Regions from separate parts of the Homo sapiens genome. Here region 2 is linked to region 1. A link is an interaction called in ENCODE POLR2A ChIA-PET data of the cell type or tissue named here. Cell type or tissue: PC-9. All regions are shown on one strand. Links, peaks and the distances in the headings refer to the core of each region. The heading gives the core; the rest is flanking DNA. Region 1 overlaps SLX4IP (SLX4 interacting protein). Region 2 overlaps SLX4IP (SLX4 interacting protein).

The links. ChIA-PET counts read pairs that join two places held together with the same protein. Peaks named below come from ENCODE experiments on the same cell type or tissue, not always from the same donor. Only the 100,000 strongest peaks of a DNase experiment are listed, where the experiment ranks them.
Region 2: POLR2A ChIA-PET joins it to region 1 with 6 read pairs; 7 of 35 experiments call an interaction of 5 or more read pairs at or near these places.

What each region holds. Positions count from the first base shown.
Region 1 is chr20:10,556,274-10,560,673 of GRCh38, forward strand. SLX4IP (SLX4 interacting protein) reads left to right here. Exons shown (of 8, transcript NM_001009608.3): 3 at 1-47. Among named protein-coding and RNA genes, the nearest start is that of MIR6870, 91 kb to the right of the region's middle. RefSeq lists an enhancer at 2,470-2,849. In PC-9, for the core only: no CTCF peak of the experiment used is centred there; DNase peaks (open chromatin) are centred at 2,648 and 3,198; H3K4me3 peaks cover 1,168 bases; H3K27ac peaks cover 3,369 bases.
Region 2 is chr20:10,492,733-10,497,132 of GRCh38, forward strand. All of the region lies in intron 2 of SLX4IP (SLX4 interacting protein), which reads left to right. Among named protein-coding and RNA genes, the nearest start is that of SLX4IP, 60 kb to the left of the region's middle. In PC-9, for the core only: no CTCF peak of the experiment used is centred there; no DNase peak of the experiment used is centred there.

The sequences.
Region 1 (4,400 bases), core at 155-4,154:
AAGGTTCAAACAAAGATACAAGCTGGTTTTCTGAACAGAAGAAAGAGGTACAACAAAACTTTCTACTATTTAATTGCAAGTAGCTGCTGCTGCTATAAGAAATATCAGCTCTTTCCAGCTTTCATTTCTGTTAGTGGGAAAAAAATGTTGCGTATTTAATCCTTGAAAAACAATTGTATTCCCAATGACAGACACATATGCACCCACTTTTTTTTTCCTTCAGAAACTGACACATTCATAAACTTCATATGATACTGTATTATTTAAACCAGACATTTTATACCTCTTTGTTTTGGGGGAAGGATTTCTATATATTCAAAAAGAGGAGAAGAAGAAGAAGAAGTTAAAGTGACTATTTCAGTAATCAGGGATTTTAACCTGACTGGTTGTGAAGGATGGCCTGAGCACCTGAAGCAGGTGTGGCAGTTAACACAAGGCTGAACCTTCACACCCATCTTAAAGCCTCAGCTTTTATTTTCTATCATCCTTGTATTATCATGAGCCTTTGACAAGTCAGGAAATACTTGACGGTGTTCCTTCTCACAATGGTCAGTCAGGAAAGCCAGTAGCCGGGGGCTTAGCAGAGCATGATGCTGGACTTCACTGAGCCTCAGCCTCCTCATCTGAAAGTGAAGAGGTTTGCCTAGATGCCAAATTCACTCCTGGTTCTAAGTTTCAACAATCCCACCCAAGTGCTGCTTGTGGTGGAGGCTTACAAGCTGCACTGAGCTCTCACCATTGCTTTGCCTCCTTCTCTGATCCCTGCTCACCAGAGAGCAGGAGTAACCAGCTTGTGGCTTTTACACACCTTTAAAAATATCATTATCCGTGATGTCCATTTACCACAGTTGCTTTTTAGACTGAGAAATAAAAATCAGATTTGTTAAAATATAGTATATGGCGAAGAAACTATTGACAGTGGTGAAAAAACAAAAAGCCACCCTTTTCTGTGATAATTGCTTTTAATTAGCTTTTGGAGCTCACTAGAAAAAAGATCCCCACCCCCCAAAAAAGATTTTATAGGATAATACATTTTCATTCAAAGGATAATATTATCAAGACTTTGCTGTCATTATTTTGCAAAGAATACCTGGTGACCTAAAGCTGAGAAAAGGAAGGCACAAGGTTCTGTATGGTGGGATTTATCATTCAGGTAAATAACTGTGGACTCTTCTCTTCAGGACTTTTAAATATTTAGCAAGTCAATCAACATCTCCTACTGCCACTTACCTTCATATAATTCCACTCCTAGCTTACTAACGCATGTTGCTGTGATTCAAAACTGTTCACTCGTTTCCCCAAAGTGACCAATAGTCACCCAAGGGGACCTCACCCCAAAATCTTCTGACTTGACTTAAATTAACAATGTTATGGAATCCACCATTCCAGGCCTGTTCTCCATTCCCTTTCGGCTTTGCCACCTTAGACCTTTATCGGCCTTAGACCTTTCTTGTTAATATTGAGTCCGTTTTGCCCAAGATTCAGTTAATTTGGAATGCTTTAGAATAAAGCCCTGGGTGTGTGAATCACCTCATAGCCAAAGCGTGAGGCTAGGTTTTTGTTTTTTTAGGAGCCACATGCAGCTGCGTGGATGCTCATAGTACCTACTTGAGGGCAGCAGGGCATGACTTAGCAAAGCTGTGCAGTGCATGACAGGACCTGCAGAGCAGTGCTGCACTGGCAGCTGCAAGGGGCAGGTCGCTGTAGCAGGCTGAGCTTGCCTCTCAAAACCAAATGGTCGGTTTGCTGCTGCTTCTTTAATTTGCCCTTTTAAAATGTATATTGGCCAGGTGCAGTGACACACACCTGTAATCCCAGCACTTTGGGAGCCCAAGGCAGGCGGATTGCCTGAGTCTAGGAGTTCAAGACCAGCCTGGGCAACATGGTGAACCCCCATCTCTATAAAAAGTATAAAAATTAGCCAGATGTGGTGGCTTGTGTCTGGAATCCCAGCTACTCTGGAGGCTGAGGTGGGGGGATCACTTGAGCCCAGGAGGTTAAGGCTGCAGTGAGAGTTGTGATCATGCCACTGAACTCCACCATGGGTGGCAGAGTGAGACCCTGTCTCAAAAAAAAAAAAAAAAAAAAACAATTCGCTGATGTTAAAATTCCTCTGGGATCATTTGTGTGTGCGTAAGAAAGGAGAAAAGCTAGTTGAAGAAAGGCTATGACTTTAGCTTAGGTTCAGTGTCCCCAGGCTTTCATCTTCTTTATCCTTAGATCCTCTCATGATTGGGATTTTATGAGCAACCAATTTGATTCCATTTTAACAGTCATTTTATACAGTGAAAGCCTAAGAATATCCAGTTCCTTTTTAGAAAAAAGAACTAATTACATGTATTAACATATGTTTATTTTGAGTGCAGCACGAGTAGTCTTTGTACCCAAACAGTTGAAGTCAAACTGTTCCATGTGTCAACTCGAGGAAGCGAGCACAGCCCGTTAGCCTAGAGATGCCCTCTGCATCTCTGTCTTGAGCACTGATTTTAACTTGTTCTTCTTATCTGCCCCTCAAAGGTAGCTGAGAAGTTTTCTTTTCTTGCATTGTTGTGGTTCTGAAGAGAAAGCTTCATGACGTGTGGTGTGGTCGGTTACTGGTGTCTATCACACTGCACTTGGTCTACCTTGCATTCGTCAAACTGACTCACAGAAGGAAAGCCCCACAGCTAGAGGGAGAAAGTTTGTGTGTATGAGCCTTTGCTTTATTTTTGTCATGCTATTTTTAGTTTTAGCCTTATAGGGCATTTATAGCCAAATTTTAGCAATCCTTGTTTCCATGTATGTCTTTCACATATTTTCTAGCCCAGTCATAGTTGAACTCTGCATGTGAAGCAAAATTCTTTAATTGTTTTTTAAAAAAAAAAAAACCTATGAGGCGGCAAGGCTGCCTTTTTGTTGTGTGAACAATGCCGAAACACTCAACTGTAAAGGGATATCTCTGTATTCCATGAGGCACTGCATCTTTAGGCTGCAACATGAAAAGCAGGAGAGAGGAAACCAGTGTTTGTACTTTATCTAGAAACTCACACTCATGAGTTAAATCAAGGGTTTTCTATATTGTTTGAGGAGTACAAGTGTTTTTAATAAAGGAAAAGTTTTGCTATCATTGCTCTTTAGAACAGCTAAAAATTTTGTTGTTTTAATTTGTGAAGATTCTAAGAGATCAACCTGAGATGACATTGCAAGAAACCAGCAAAACAGGTTTGAGGTGACCTGGGCAACTCTGAGTTTTCTGCAGTCTTTGGGAATTAAACAGGAATCATCAGTTCTTATACATCAGTTCTTAATCTAAATTAAGAAATTTAGATTTGTGTATGATTTTACTCTCTTTTTCTACATTAGGTCACAATTTCCTGTTAGTGCAGGAAACAACTGCAAAGAGTATCTTCCCATTGTGTTGGGCTTAAATTTTTGTTTACCTTTATTATAAATAACACCAAAACAATAAAACAATTGACCTATCCTGAAACTTACTAGTGATAAGGAATACTGAAATTGAATTAAAACCATGTGTTTCTGTCGCCTAATAAATGTTAATCTACTTTAGAGAAATTATATTATTTTCACTGTTAGTACATGAGTGTAGTACGTTTTTACAAAAACAAAGGCATATACAGTATCATCAACAAGAGCGTAGAAGAAAATAGGATTAGTGATTTCCAGTTCTCTGCTTAACTCACTGCTCAACAGTTTCCTTCTTGAGTAGATTTGTAAACCCAAGACCAGAAACTAATGAATGATGGTGTTTAGATTTTTAAAAATTTTTAGACCAAGTTTGAAAAATGGGATAGTTTATATAAAAATTACTGTTTCTGACTCCTTTTGAACAAAGATCTAGCAACACTGTGCCTATAAACATGAAACAGTCCCCTAAAACCATGGGGGGCTGCTTGCTGTTGACTGGGCTGTGGTGTGGGTTCCCCATGCCGTTGCACCAGCAGTGGATGAATATGCCCTTACTCCTGGCCCCATCCCTGTCTACAGTCCCCTGGCCACACTGGGTGTTTCCCTGGGGCCCTTGATGCCAGCCAGTGTTGGCTCTTCTTGACTTATTTCTTCTATTTGTCACAGTACAACTGATTGATACTTATATGAAAGCATTCTTTACCATACTTATTACCTCCTTGCCCTGATGTTTACACTGAAATATTTTTATCTTTCTTTTAGAAATATGAAACTGAGGCAGAAAGAAATGAAATGACTTTCCCAGATCACACAGTGAGCCAACATCATGGTTTCGAGCAAACTTCAGTAGCAAATTTAAATTTGCGGTGTTATTCATGAGCACATATGACATTCCTTTCAACATTCACAGCTAAATTAAAAAGCAAAATGAAATGAAATGTTCATTGTTAACTTTTTAATATATATGTTAATTTTTTTGCATTAAATTTGAAGGT
Region 2 (4,400 bases), core at 294-4,293, 63 kb before region 1:
TATATTCTTCAAAAATTTTAGGTTTTTGAAAATATTTAGTTCTTTAATTCATCTGGTATAGTTTTTACTTCCCAATGGATAATTAGTTATCTCAGAACAGCTTATCCTTTCCCCGTTGAAGTGTAATGTTCCTCTGTCATATAGTATGATTCTAAATAGACATATTTTTTATGTACACATTATCATTTGTCTCTTTCTATGCTAATACCAACTGTTTTGATTACTGTAACATTATCACAAGTCTTTTTTTTTTAAGAGATGGGGTCTTGCTATGTTGGCCAGGCTGGTCTCAAACTCCTGGCCTCAAGCAGTCCTCCTGCCTTGGCCTCCCACAGTGCTGTGATTGCAAGTGTGAGCCACTGCCCCTGGTGGTATGTCTTTTCATCTAGCAGAACAAATCTTTCTACTTTTTTCTTTTTCAACATTGCCTTGGCTACTCTGTGACCTTTGATCTTCCTTAAACATTTGGGATTTTGATTTAAGTAATATTGAGTTCGTAGATTAATTGGGGAGCATTGCAGTCTTATGATTCTGAGTCTTGTCTTTGAACTAGGTCCATAGAGGCCTTAAATAAGATTTTTTATTAGGTCTGTTTCCAGGCATTTTTTTCGTTGTTGCTACTATAAATTGGATATTTTATTCTATTACATTTTATAATAGATTATCACAGGATTTAGGACAATTATTCATTTTTTAGATTGATGTTGAAACCACCAACCATATCGAACTCCCATATTTTAATAGTTTTTCCAAGATTCTTTTGAATATTTTATGTATAGTCAACATCTACAGATAAGGTAACTTTTGTCTCTTTCATTAAGTTCTTTTTTTTCAGCCCTTTTAAATGCATGAACATTCAATTCTTATATATCCATTTTCTATTTCTTGAATTATTGCATTGCCTAGGACCAATGCAATGTGAATAGAAGATGTAGTGGTTATTCCTGTCTTGTGCCTGACTTTAATGGAAATAATTTTAAAGCCTTACTATTAAGAGCAATGTCTGCGTCAGGCTTTGATACATAACACATTTTAGATGAAAAATGTTTCCTACTGGTCTACTTTGCAACTATGTTGTCTTGAAAATGAGTGTTAAACTTTACTGAAGTGTTTTTTTTATAGTTGCCTTTTTTTTTTTTTTTTTTTTTTGAGTCAGGGTCTTACTGTGTTACCCAGACTGGTCTCAAACCTTTGGCCTCAAGTGATCCTCCTGCTTTGGCCTCCCAAAGTTCTGGGATTACAGGAATGAGCCACCACACCTGGACTTGAAGACTTTTTAAGAGCATTTATTGAGATGATCGTATTTTATCCTTTAATATCTCAATACGGCATTTAGTAGATGTGTTGATCTTACAATTCCTGGGATAAACTCTGCTTTGCTTTGACAGTATAATTTAGCATTATTGAAACTTTTTATGAATGAGCTTTCTTTTTTTGTTGTTGTTGACTTTGTTACTAATCTCGTTAAATGATGGATCACCCCTTTAAAAGTATTCTGTAATAGTTTGTAATTATCCATTTTTTGAAGACTTCATAAAACTCTCTCGTGAAACTGCCTGGGCCTGTGGTTCTAGGGCGGAGGATGGAAATAAAGCTTTTTGATTATTTAAGATTATTATTATTTATATTACTGTTATAATATCATTATTATATTTATATTATTATAAGTTTCTTTAATGCTTATTGGTTTGTATACAATATAATGCTTTTGAGTCTGTTATTAATATTTTTCTAGAAAAAGTTATTTCATCTGTTTTTAGATATATTGACATAGAATTGAGTTATAGTTTTCTCTTTTAATTAAATAAAACTCTGTATTTAACATTATCCTCCTTTTTATCCAATATTGTTTATTTGTGCTAGACGTTTGCCTGCTTAGTTTTTCTGGTGAGCCAGAATTTGGTTTTGTTAATATTTGCTGTTTTTCTTATTTTCTGCTTAATTTCTACTTTCTTCCTTTTACCCTCTTGCTTTTTCCCTTCTTCCTCCTATCTCCCCCTGGCCCTACTCCCACTTTGTCTTTCTGTCTCCTCCTCTTTCTTTAGTTTACTCTATTTTAGGCTGAATTGATTTTGATTCCTTCTTCTGTCTTAGAAAGTACATATAATAGAGTTTGTGGAGTGATGGAGAGATGGCCATCAAGGGGTACAAAGTTTCAGTTAGGAGAAATAAGTTCTTGATGTGTTGTACCTCATGGTGACTATAGTTATTAATAATGTATATTTCAAAATTGTGAAGACTAAATTTCAAATGTCTCACCACAAAAAAAGACAAGTGAGATGATAGATATGTTAATTAGCTTGTTTAATCATTCCACATTTTTCCCATTTATCAAAACATCACATTGTACTGAATAAATACATACAATTTTTATTCATCGATTAAAAATAATGAAAATACGTATATGACTGTAAAATATATCTAAGAGTCACTTTAACTGCATGTTACAGGTTTTGAGATATAGTACTCTCAACATTATTAATTTCTAAGTATTTTGTGATTGTCATTGTCATTTTCTCCTTACTGTCTGATTTTTTTAAGATTGCATATTAAATTTCTCAAATACCTTTTGAGAATATTTTCTATTGTCAGTTTCTAATTTAACTGCCCACATTATGGCTAGAGGATGTGGTCTGTGTGATAACCATTGTTGGAAATTTGTTGAGACTTCCTTTCTGATCTGGTACATGGTCGGGGTTTTGTAAATGTTTAAAGTATAATTAAAAAGAATTCGTAGTCCAGATTTATTAAATGTAAGATTCTATTAAATAATCAGATAAGTTAATTTCACTATTTATTAATGTTTTTGCTTAAATATTTTGCCTGGTTTTTCAGCTTCTCACTATAGTAATAGATTCGTCACATTTTCCTTATATCTTGTCAGTTTTTGCTTTATGTATGTTGAAGCTGCACTGCTAAGTATAAACAAGTTCATGATTATTCTATCATCCTCATAGATTTTTCTATGTATATTGTTAGGTATCCATCTTTAGTAATTCTGATGGTTTTCCTTTAAGATTCTGTTTTGTCTGCTATTAATATTTCAGTATTAACATTTCTTCACCTGTTTTTCTTTTGGTTAAAATTTGTAAAACATTTACTTTTCAAGCCCTTTCTGTGCATTCTCTCTGATAAGTGGCAAATAGCTGGGTTTTTTTTTGTTGTTGTTATTATTTGGTTGATTTTTAATTTTGTTTCATTTTTGGTTAAATTTTTAAAGACATTTGCTTTTTCAGCCCTTTTTGTGCATCTTCTCTGGTAAGTAGCAAATAGCTGGGTTGTTTCTTGTTGTTGTTTGGTTGATTTTTTTTTTCTGCACCTATTCATTGGTTCCATTTATTGCAAATATTAATGTATTTGGACTTATTTCTACTACATTATATTTTTTGCTTGCCATTCTTTTTCTTTTTAAATTATTTTATTTTTGTAATTGATACACAGTGCTTATGCATGTGTCTGGGATACATGTGATATTTATTACGTGCATAGAATGTGTAATGATCAAGTCAGGGTATCCATCACCCGAGCATTGATCATTTCTACGTGTTGGCAACATTTCAGGTCTCCTAGCTAGCCCTTTATTTTGTGTCTTCTTTTTCCTATTCCTGTCTTCTGCTTAATTCATCATACACAGTAATTCTCTTCTTTTAGAGTTTGCTCATAATTCTTTTTACTACTAAAGTTATACTCAATGCAAGTAGCAGAAAACCCAATTAGAGAGTCACAAACAAATAGGAGTTATTTTTCTTGCACGAAACAAAACCTAGAGGTGGACCTACCATCAGGGACCCAGGTTTTTCTATCTTTTGCTTTATCATCCCATAACTTGGGGGCTTTTCCTCATTCTTATAGCTTTATGGCTGCAGGCTGGCAGCTGCACTTCCTCACATCCATGTACTACTAGGCAGGAGGGAATTGGGAAAGGCCAAATGGACAAAAAAAAAAGGCGTGCTCACTGAGGAGTTTTCTTTTTGTCAGAAAAGCAAAGACTTCTGGGAGTAGCACCCAAGGGGCTTTTGTTGTTGGCTAGAACTGTGCCAGGTAGCCTTCTATAGCTGGAAGGAAGCCAGGAAGAAATTAAGAATGGGGCTTGGGGTCATATCATCTACAGTATCTCTCATGGATTTCATTCTAACATTTTTCAGCAAATTCTAAAGTCATTCAGTATTTCTATCCTTTTTCCATATGTGACCTAGACTTAGCACATTTTGTTTAAACATTGAACAACTTTCACAGTGTTTTCTTAATATAAAATGAATTGGTTATTAATATTTTTTCAATCAGAAGTTAAGTGTATGTATCTATGTGTGTGTGTTTCTTTTCTTTTTTGTTTTTAATCAGTATCTGGCGTCACTATTGTTTCAGGTATCCCATGCATTTTCTCCCAGTGATAAACATTT